2 separate regions of the Homo sapiens genome follow, and region 1 is linked to region 2. The links are chromatin contacts, found by Hi-C or POLR2A ChIA-PET in ENCODE. All regions are on one chromosome and are shown on one strand. Each heading gives the region's core, a stretch centred on a gene start or an enhancer-like site at or near the end of the contact. The rest is flanking DNA. Distances are from core to core; before and after follow the strand shown.

Region 1 (5,375 bases), core at 933-3,432, 160 kb after region 2:
TGTATTTTTTGTAGAGATGGAGTTTTGCCATGTTGGCCAGGCTAATCTCAAACTTCTGGGCTCAAGCGATCCTCCTGTCTCGGCCTCCCAAACTGCTAGGCTATAGGTGAGAGCGAGGTATCTACTTTTGAATCTAGTCCATCTACTCACCAACCTCCCACACCCATTGTGAAATTACTACTACTACCCACAACCCTACCACACAACACTGGACCTATTTCCCATTGGTGAGTGGGTATCCTTCCTCTGAGCAAATGGACTTCCTACTTCTTTCTAGATCCATTCTCTTCCTGCCTGGCTTTCAGCTTCTAGTTTTTCATGCTTTTTTCTCCCTTTATTCCTATGTTTATAGTTGAAAGCTAAACCACAAGAGTGAGTTCAGTAAATATTTTTTGAGCTTCCACTATGCATCTAAGTAAACACTTCAGAACCAGCATATATCCTCATAGGAAAGAGCTACTTCTTCCTCTGAAACCCCCTGGAAATATGCCCAGGTAATAGGGAAGCACATGAAAGGTAAGCGACTTCCTGACTGAATAGACCAATTGCACTCAGTTTTGTGGCAGTGGATATAAAAGAAATATGAAGAACCTCTCGTCAGTGGGGCACAATGACTCACACCTGTAATAGCAATGTTTTGGGAGACCAAAGTGGAAGGATCGCTTGAGACCCGGCTGGGCAACATAGTGACACTCCATCTGTACAAAAACTTTAAAAATTAGCCTGGCATGGTGGCACACGCCTGTAGTTCCAGCGACTCAGGAAGCTGAAGCAGGAGGGTCACCTGAGCCCAGGAGGTCAAGGCTGCAGTGAACCATGATTATTGCATCACTGCACTCCAGCCTGGGTAACCAAATGAGACCCTGTCTCAAAATAAATAAATAAGTAAAAATAACTAAAAGTATAATTGGAATGTTTGTAACACAAAGAAATTATAAAGGCTTAAGGTGATGGATACCCCATTTATCCTGATGTGATTATTATGCATTGTAGGACTGTATCAAAATATTGCATGTACCCCATAAATATATACACCTACTTTGTACGCATATGTTGTTTTTCTTAAAAAAAAAAAAAAATGACCATTTTAGACGACTCCTGACATAAACACAGAAAAATGCTACCAAATGTCCTCCTTTTCCATTATGGTAACAGCATATTCCCCCCACTGGTGACAAAGTGGCAGAAACTGCTACAGGACCAAAGTAGAATCAGATGGTATCAATAAAACTGCCAACTTCATCCAAATATTCTCCAAAGCTTATTAAGTCTCTGAAAGACGATTATACAGAGATCACTTGGCAAGGGCTTTCTTTCGCAGGCCCTTCCAGTCACAATGCTGGGTCTTTGGGTTCAGCCTGGCAGGGTCAAAAACAGAAGGAAATCAGAGAGAAATTTGCCAACTCTTCCACACTGACTACAAGAATGATTTACTTATCAGACTGGCATATATGTCTCCCTCATTTTGCTCCATCCACTTAGATGTCTCACGTACAGGTCACACTTTCAGAAACCTCATAGAGAATTGCCAAGCAGACAAAGGAAGCCTATTTGCAAAAAACACATCCACCAACTCCTCCTCGCTAAGAATATCCCTGAAGAAGTTCTAACACATTTATTAGTGTAAAGATTTAACACAAAGATTGTCTCAAAGAGAACATTCACACCACACTGGGTCAAACCGTGAAAGAGAAAAACAAGGGCATTCTTGTGGCATCTAAGCCTACTCAGAATAATCTTTATTCATTATTTGCATAGCTCATGGCTTTATATTTTTATTATTAAAGTGCAATTTTGACGTTCAAATTTAAGAAGAATAAAGAACAAGATTTGGCACCACTTGGTGGATATATGTACTATCCTTGGTATGTAGTAAAAGGTGGACTAGCATCAAAGAGTGTGAAAACGACTCCAAGCTACTTTCAGACACTTCAGCTGGCAAGCGCAGGCTGCTACAGTATGAGATGTAATCTGCCAAATACCACAGAATGCAAGATTTTACGGATTTTGAAAGAAGCAAGTGATGATTCTGTGGCCACATCAGGAGAGCATGTTTTCTGCATCAATAAATCTGTGCCGAATATGAATAAAAAAAAAACCCACTTGGTTCTACCTCAAGGGCTGCTTTTCACCATTGTCCCACACATAAGCCAGGGCTGGAAAAGTACAAGAGACCCGGCCAGGCTTGCTCTCAGATCTCTTTGAAGTCCCCCACCTGTTTTCCTAGCTACTTGGAGGCCACGATGGACTTACATTTAAACTATATTAGACCTCATGCCTCAGAGATAGGCCACTGCTAAGCAGCCTGAGCATTTATTTACCAATTAACTTAGTCCGGCATTTTGAGAGGTAGTGGGAGAGACACGGACGCATTCAAATGACTCCCCTTGAGATGTCAGGAAAGAACCTGTATCATCTGAAGCCATGTGTGGCCCTGATTCATGCGGAGGAATGAGTGTCACGGACTATAAGCGGTGCTGTCTGCACACACTTGTTCTGATGCCTTTCCAATGAGAACCCGGCTGTGTGCTGTGGGCTCTCTCTGGTCACACAAAAAAACAAGTCCTGCAGCAACTCAAGTGTGCTACCCCCTCTCCCACTACACCCAAAATATTAACACAAAAGCAAAAAAAAAAAAAAATCTTGAAACTTTTTCTGGAATTAAAAAAAAACTAGGCCGAGTGCAGTAGCTCAGGCCTGTAATCCCAACATTTTGGGAGGCTGAAGCGGGCAGATCACTTGAGGCTAGGAGTTTGAGACCAGCCTGGACAACATGCCAAAACGCCATGTCTAAAAAAAATACAAAAATTAGCTGGGTGCGATGGCGTGGCCCTGTAGTCCCAGCTACTCAGAGGCTGAGGCAGGAGAATTGCTTGAGCCCAGGAGATGGAGGTTGCAGTGAGCCGAGATCATGCCACTGCACTCCAGTCTCGGTGATGGGAGTGAAACGCTGTCTCAAAAAAAAGAAAAGAAAAAACCCTAGATTCAAAGGGACATACATAAATAAGGTAAATAAGGTTTATTTATGTCCCTTTAAAACTAGCAGTCAGGCTTTCATAAGTAACTTTTATTTTTAAAATTATGTGTTTTTAATAGTACTTGAATTTTGGACATGTGTTGGATCATCTGAGAATTCTCTGATACCTCCAGTAATTCACATAGTACACCCCTGGTCTTTTTTTGTTTTGTTTTGTTTTTTAATTATACTTTAAGTTCTGGGATACATTTGCAGAACGTGCGGGTTTGTTACATAGGTATACACGTGCCATGATGGTTTGCTGCATCCATCAACCCATCATCTACATCAGATAATTCTCCTACCCCTCCCCTAGCCCCCCACCCCCTGACAGGCCCCAGTGTGTGATGTTCCCCTCCCTGGTCCACGTGTTCTCATTGTTCAGCTCCCACTTGTCAGTGAGAACATGCGGTGTTTGGTTTTCTGCTCCTAGGCTGGTTTGCTGAGAATGACGGTTTCCAGCTTCATCCATGTCCCTGCAAAGGACATGAACTCATCCTTTTTTATGGCTGCATAGTATTCCACAGTATATATGTGCCACGTTTTCTTTATCCTGTCTATCATTGATGGACATTTGGGTTGACAACTCCTAGTTTTAAAAAAAAAAATCTATGCTTATATAATACCTCCTTGCAGTTACTGAATTGTACAGTTATTGAATTGTTTATCTTTTACAAAGCACTTCTACTTTATTTCATTTGATTCTTATGGAGGTGTTTTATTATTATGAATATTTCCGTTTTACAGATGTAAAAATGGAGGGAACTGATTAAGATGACAAGAGCCAGGATTCAAACCAGGGCTCCACACTCTAAATTTCTATTGAATAATTTTTAAGTTTCCTAAGTTTACTACAGGTATGAAAACAAAACATAAGGCAGGCAATTATGATGAAACCTGCTCTGCTCAGGAATGGAGTTGTGTTATCCATATCTACAACTGCTGAGCTTGATTGTGATTTTTCTAAACATGAACATTCATCAGATATAATTCGTATAATATAAAGCACATGGTTTTATTCTGTTCTACAATTTCGCATTTGGCAGAAAATAGAGCTTTAGCCTACATTATGAAACTTAAAAGAACATTCAGACTACTATAGTCAAAAATATTTCGCTCGGCTGGGCACAGTGGCTCACGCCTGTAATCCCAGCACTTTGGGCAGCCAAGGCAGACAAATCACTTGAGGTCAAGAGTTCGAAACCAGCCTGACCAACATGGAGAAACCCCGTCTCTACTAAAAGTATAAAAAATTAGCCGGGCGTGGTGGTTTGCTCCTGTAATCCCAGCTACTCGGGAGGCTGAGGCAGGAGAATCGCTTGAACCCAGGAGGTGGAGGTTGCAGTGAGCTGGGATCGTGCCACTGCACTCCAGCCTAGGCAACAGAGCAAGACTCCATCTCAAAAAAGAAAAAAAAATCTCGCTCACAGAGTTCTTATAGGACAAAGTAAAATCTAAGCTTAGATATATCTTTACTCAATAAGGCAAATCACTTAAACATCCTCCATACATTTCCCTGTCCATGATGTGGCTAATATGGTTAAATTAAACTCCTTTTTTTCCTCCTACTCAACTGAGAAATGTCAGCGAAGAGTGTAAATTAATCAAACAAAATCCTTCTAAAGGAAATAAGCTCTGTGGTCTTTGCAGAGTCAGGTAATAGGTGTAACTAAAGTGGCCCTATATTGACAACTGCATTGTGAGGCAAGGCAAGAAAAAGTGTTCAAGTCTAAAAAAAAAAACAAAAATGAATAGATTGCTTAGGAATTTGGTAGCTGTCTCTACTTACAAATGAATTTCTATTTTCATTAATATAATTTTTTATAATAGCTATATAAACTAGATCAGTATTGACTTTTTTTTTTTTTTTTTGCTTGAAAGAGGAGTTGAAATGTCTTCCACAGCACATAGTACGTTCCTGACTCCCAGATCTGTGCTGAGCAAACTTTCTGAGTTTTTCAACCTTGGTCAATGAGAGGACTGTGTTTATTATAAATCCATGAAGGGATATCACCTGCTGAATTGCAGAGAACAGAGAAAAATGTTTCCTCTCTGGTTTTAGAACATCTCCTCTTAAGCTCGCTCCATAAAACACTCAGCCAACCCTGCCTGCAAGATGTCCTCAGTGCTGAGCCAGGACTGTCTCTATGGGCTCTCAGGAGTATTGGGGCTGGTCTCCAACCACCCTGCTAAGCTGGGAAAAACAGTAGGGGAGTTTCAACTATTGCTAACCTGTAACCACTTCCCACAGGCAGGAGGAGCAAGGTCCTTGAAAACCCATTTGGGTAAAAATTTAGAATGATATGGGGCAAACAGTGCAAGAGAACCAAAGACAGGGGTGAAACTACCTACAAAGGTC
Region 2 (5,435 bases), core at 2,892-5,391:
TCAGACGCCTGAGCACATAAAACCCCTGCTTTTTCCTGAGCGCACCAGTTTTGCCTTCTGTGTGGAGTAAGAGTTTGACAGGCGTCCCAATTCCATGTTCATGTGAGAGCAGAACATCTTTAATGCAAAGGCCCAAAGCTTTTCCTGATTAAAGTAGTGTTAGCCTCAGAGGCCCAGGGACACGATTCTTGGAGGAAGCTATGGGGCTCAAGGAGGCCTTTCTTCCATTCTTAGTCTTCATGGATTGCGAGGATTTCCTGTGTCAGCGGAACTTAGTCTAGGAGTTCTTACCATGGGAGGACTTCGGGAGGACTTAGCATGGGAGGACTCCTAGTCTGGGAGTTCTTGGCATGGGAGGACTTCTTAGCATGGGAAGACCTCCTATGCTAAGAACCCCTAGCCTAGGTCCCACTGACGGAGGAGATGCTGACGGCCGGCAGAGGAGCCCTTCTGCCGAGAGGAAGCCAAGGTGCTGCCGGGAGGAGCAAGGGCCCTTCCTGAGGCCTTGTGGAAGCAAACACCACTCCCCACTGCCTGAGAATTGGAGCGAAGAGAGCATCTCACGATGACTCCAGGGCTACAGAGAATGGAGACCAACTTGCACTCCCTAAGGAAGTCCCAAAGAAACTTCCCTTTCAGGACCCTCTGCTCAGGGAAATGGGTGAGGCCTCCAACCTGGGTGAGGTGGACTGGGGGACAGGGCTCTGAATCCTTGGCTCTACTGCAACAAGAGAAATTATTCTCTGAGGTGTTCCATATACCGGGTTCATTTCTAACACGTTTCGGTTACAAGAGATCTGGGTCCCCCTTGATTAGAGGAGCTGTCCGGAGGCAACCTTTTCTTGGTACCTTCTTCCTGACATATCAAGACTTGCTGAGACTAGGGAGTCTTCCCTTTGGGACAAAGGGAAATTCCATTCTCTTGATCATGATTTTGACAGCTGGGAAGCCCAGCCCGGCCTTCCTCCTGGCTGTTTGGAACAGCGGACCGTGATGCTGAGGCGAGAAGGGGCAGTCCTGCCTCTGCACCTCCACTACTCACCTGAGGGACACAGACAAGATCCGTTCTATCTCGATTTTCCGCTTCAGGACTTCTTTCACCAGGCCCTTGTCTGGGCCCTGTTTGACTTTTTCTCGTCCGATTAAGTACAAGCACTTTGGGGTAAGGAGCAGGTCTCGCTTTACACCCTGTAAGGAGAGGAGCTTTAAGAAGCTGGACAGGCCAGGCATGGTGGCTCACACCTGTAATCCCAGTACTTTCGGAGGCCGAGGCGGGTGAATCACCTGAGGTCAGGAGTTCGAGACCAGCCTGACCAACATGGTGAAACCCCGTCTCTACTGAAAATACAAAAATTAGCTGGGTGTGGTGGTGGGCGCCTGCAATCCCAGCTACTTGGGAGGCTGAGGCAGGAGAATCGCTTTAACCTGGGAGGTGGAGGTTGCAGTGAGCCGAGATTGCGCCATTGCACTCCAGCCTGGGTGACAGAGCAAGACTCCGTCTCAAAAAAAGGTGGACAGACATGGTCAATGTGATGACAACAATTCACACAGTGGACTGCTGTTACCAGGACAGGGGGAAGCTGCCTTGGACAGTCAATCTTCACTACTGTTGAGAGGCCATTCCATTCATCACATGACCGGGCCCCATGACAGTGAAAGAGGGCATTGTTCATGATTATTAGGATGACATGTAAAAAATGATGACATTTGACTCTTTTTGACTTAAAAACTGGCAAACTCATATGGAGTCACTTCACATATCAGGACAGCAGGTGTAAAGGGAAAGTCACCAACACCTGTGGTGAACTTAGCAAGGATGCACTACAGCATGTTTCTAAACAGGGGGCAGTGTCTGCATATATTTTCTTGGGAGTTCATAAAATTTTCATTCTAAAATACTGATATATTGTCATTTGAATGATAATTCTCAATAATCTAATAGAAATCTACTTGGGAATTTGTGGGTAACCACTTTATAATGAGTACCGCTGCGAGAGCTAAGCACCCCTGTGTGCATCCAGGGCTGCCGTCACAGCAGCTGGTGCCATGCACAGGTTGCAAGGAATGGTTTGGTTTTAGCAAAACATGCTTCCGTTGTTTATTTCGTTAAATTTTTTTCTTGACCTCCCCGCCCCTGGCAAAAAGCCAAAAGCTCTTAACGGGTCCATGAGCTTCTGAAGCTTCAGATTTTTCTATTAGGACCAAGACTTTATCAAAAGGTATCTAAAGGAGGAGGTGAAAAATCAACTGTTCCTCCTGTGGCTGGAAAAGCCTTACTTATCAGCCACTCTGGGAAAATGGATGAGGATACTCTGCAATATTACTTGATACTCTGAATCCTTTGATTCAACGATTTCACTCCTATCAATTTCTTCTAAAAATATTAGGAGACAGATAGATACACAAAGATGTGTGAAAAGATGCTCACTGAAGTTACGATAGTAAAAAAGAAAAACTCACTAAAAATTGATTCATGAGAAACTGGTTAAAAATAATAAAGCATCTGTCAAATGGAATACTATGCAGCCATGTAAAATAACTTATATTGCTAACTGTATTACTATCGAAAATTCTCGCATTATTTAAAAGACAAACAAAAAACCACTTCAGGACATAAAACAGCATGTAATGTATATCTCATTTTTTGTAAAACTAAATACGCAAATGTATGTTTTCATAAAAACATTCTGAAAGATATGGATATACACAGAATGTTAACAGTGAATGTTTCTGGGCATAGGTGCCTGTTTATCTTTTGGTTTACTGTATTTTCTCTAAATTTTTCTACAACGAACACATTCTGATTTGGTAACAACAAAAGCAAAATAACAAGTTATTAAAAAAATAAGGAATCTGTTTGGTGATCTCAGAGGCAGGCAGTTAGCACGTACCTTGAACCTCCTGTCATACTTGGTGACTGTGTCTGCGAAATCAATCTTCTCCCTCTTGCCCACGAACTGCTGGAGTTCTGGGTGCTCTTCCATCCCAATATAATCCCCTATAAAGTTCCTGTTAATACTGTTTCTCCTTCTCTCCTTCTTGTTCAATAAGAGGTCTGAGGCTACAATTCCCAAGAGGGTCAAGATGGAAGAAGGATAAGTCAGTCAGAAAAGGGAGGAAAATACTGTGGAAATATACAAAGAAACTCTAAATGATGCAATATTTTTAGCGTGACATTATATGCAAAATAAAATGGAACTTAAAACTTCACTTAAGCTCCAATTTACTCTTCAGATTTATTAAAATCAATGAAACAAAATTGCTAAAATACCTTCTTCTCTCATTTGAACGTATTTCTTCCGGGCCACGAATTTCCTCCATGATTTCTGTATCACTCGAGCATACCCATCATACTTTCTCTCTCTCATCTCTTCTAAAAGAAATAGCTGTGAATGGAGAGAAGACAAATGTGAGCCAAGCCCCAAGCCCCAATCCCTGAACAACACTTTTCTTGTTATTCCAGGGACCCTCAGTTTAGACAATGACACACACGGGAAGCAGCTTCTCTGATTCATGAACGAATATGTGAAACGCTTACTGTGGCATGTTGTTTATTCTCACTATAAAATGACCTATACCTTTTTTTCTTTTAATGGAAAACAATGGGAAATAGGAGAATCTGAGTGTATTCAGTTAGACCTTGTCCTGCCTTGCTACAGTCTCTGTGAGAATCGAATGAGCGATTCAATGCTTCTCCACTTATTCCCCACCTTGATCCAAAGAGTGTATTATTAGGAAGTCAGATCAAGTGAGTGGGTGGAGGCTGTTGCTGTTGTTTGGCGCGGCACTTCTGCATGCAGCCTCTAAACAGAATTTTCCAGTTTCTGCAGGAGCTGGGCTTGTGCTGCTGTGGAAGGAGGGCTGCCCTACTTTCAGTTCCAAGAAAATATAGACTTCCTGTCTCAGGATTCACCAATCTCAGGATTCACCAAGGACCAGCGGAGCAGAGGATAATAACCACAGTGACTGGAGCTGGACGTGAGGTGTGTTAATGAGGACTTGCATTTGCCCAGAAAGGCTGGGGCTGTTTAGGGACCACATCAGCCTCTAGCAGGTCTTGAGAGTCCGGCCATTTTACCAATGAATGCTGACAGCTGCGCCTCAACCAGGCCTTGGAATGATAAAGGTGACAGCAAACAGCTGTAGTGAGCCGAGTGCCCACTATGGGGCAGAAGTCACCCTAGATGATTTCCACACAGTTTCATTCAACGCCTCCACAGCTACATGAGCCGCATACTCTGTCATCTCTATTTTACAGATGAGAACATTGGAACTAAGACTGGGTGGGGCTAGAAAGTGAACCTAGGTCTTTCAGGCTCTGCCAGGCTCCTCCTCATTTAGACACGCAAAGCTTTCTCTGTAAATCTGCACTTGATCCACTTGTAAAATAGTAGGAAACCTTCTCATTTACCTTGAGAGTGGCTTACATGACTCTCTAGGAAAAAAATAAAATCAACCAATAAAAATCCAAAGTAAAGATGATGAACAGTCATTGCAAAAATGTTCCAGAAGTAAACAAGCCAATGTGGTTTGAAGGCAGCTGGGCTTGATTTGTTGTCTCTGTTTATCCGGGTGCATGCTTGGGAGACAGACCTATCCTCTCCTGCCACTCAACTTCTCTCCTCACAGATCCATCTGTGCAGAAACAACAACTCAAACTCCAAACACCAGGGGAGGGACCACGTAATTCCCCTGGCTTCAGTGCTGTAAACAATAGGCATAAGGACAGATTTCTAAACCCCAAGTGGAATGCACAGATTAGCAACTGGACAGAATGTTTAAAATCTGAGCCCTGCAGTTGCCTGTTGTAAGAATATCCATTGATATTTCTTATCTTGTGTATTGGGTTTCTGAGTAAGTCTTGTTTCCTTCTTCTTTCCCAGAACTATTTTGGGCGTATCACAGAAAATACACTTGTGACTCAGAGAAAGGATGAACAGGCAAACGATTCCCAACTTCCTAGAGACTATCTCAAAGATTCGCTGGATTTTAGATTTCTTTTTAAAAGCCCAGGGGGTTAGAAATTAGGGAGGTTCAAGAAAAAACCTTGATAACACAGATAAGGAGAGAATAAAAACCAAACCAAACCAAAAAACAACAACAGGAAAACACACAAAACAACCTTAAATGAGAAAAGCCAAAAGACATGGATACATTTAACAAAACAAAAACAAACCCTATGGTGTCTGATGTGGGTTTTGTTGTTGTTGTTGTTGTTTTCCGAGGCAGAGTCTTGCTCTGTCACCCAGGCTGGAGTGCAGTGGCGCGATCTCGGCCCACTGCAAGCTCTGCCTCCTGGGTTCACGCCATTCTCCTGCCTCAGCCACCTGAGTAGCTGGGACTACAGGCGCCCGCCACCATGCCCGGCTAATTTTTTTTGTATTTTTAGTAGAGATGGGGTTTCGCCGTGTTAGCCAGGATGGTCTTGATCTCCT

The links. Hi-C counts contacts between places; a loop is a spot of excess contacts on that map. ChIA-PET counts read pairs that join two places held with the same protein, here RNA polymerase II (POLR2A). Pooled maps may share reads with other maps.
Region 1: a pooled map shows a loop between it and region 2 (2.1-fold over the local background). The contact joins two enhancer-like sites. A Hi-C loop is called at or near these places in 2 of 50 pooled maps. POLR2A ChIA-PET finds 5 or more read pairs at or near these places in 6 of 52 experiments (H1, HEK293T, MCF 10A and 3 more).

Annotation. Positions count from the first base shown.
Region 1 is chr15:59,333,414-59,338,788 of GRCh38, forward strand. The region is part of intron 1 of MYO1E (myosin IE); the gene reads right to left. Among named protein-coding and RNA genes, the nearest start is that of MYO1E, 37 kb to the right of the region's middle. RefSeq lists an enhancer at 2,165-2,234. Within about 2 kb of position 2,183, at least 3 of the 41 ENCODE cell types and tissues checked have a DNase peak (open chromatin) inside an H3K27ac peak, as active enhancers do.
Region 2 is chr15:59,170,855-59,176,289 of GRCh38, forward strand. MYO1E (myosin IE) reads right to left here. Exons shown (of 28, transcript NM_004998.4): 20 at 3,272-3,386; 21 at 2,892-3,061; 22 at 1,043-1,188. It overlaps MIR2116 (microRNA 2116), which reads right to left and starts at 408; the gene lies at 329-408. Within about 2 kb of position 4,142, at least 17 of the 41 ENCODE cell types and tissues checked have a DNase peak (open chromatin) inside an H3K27ac peak, as active enhancers do.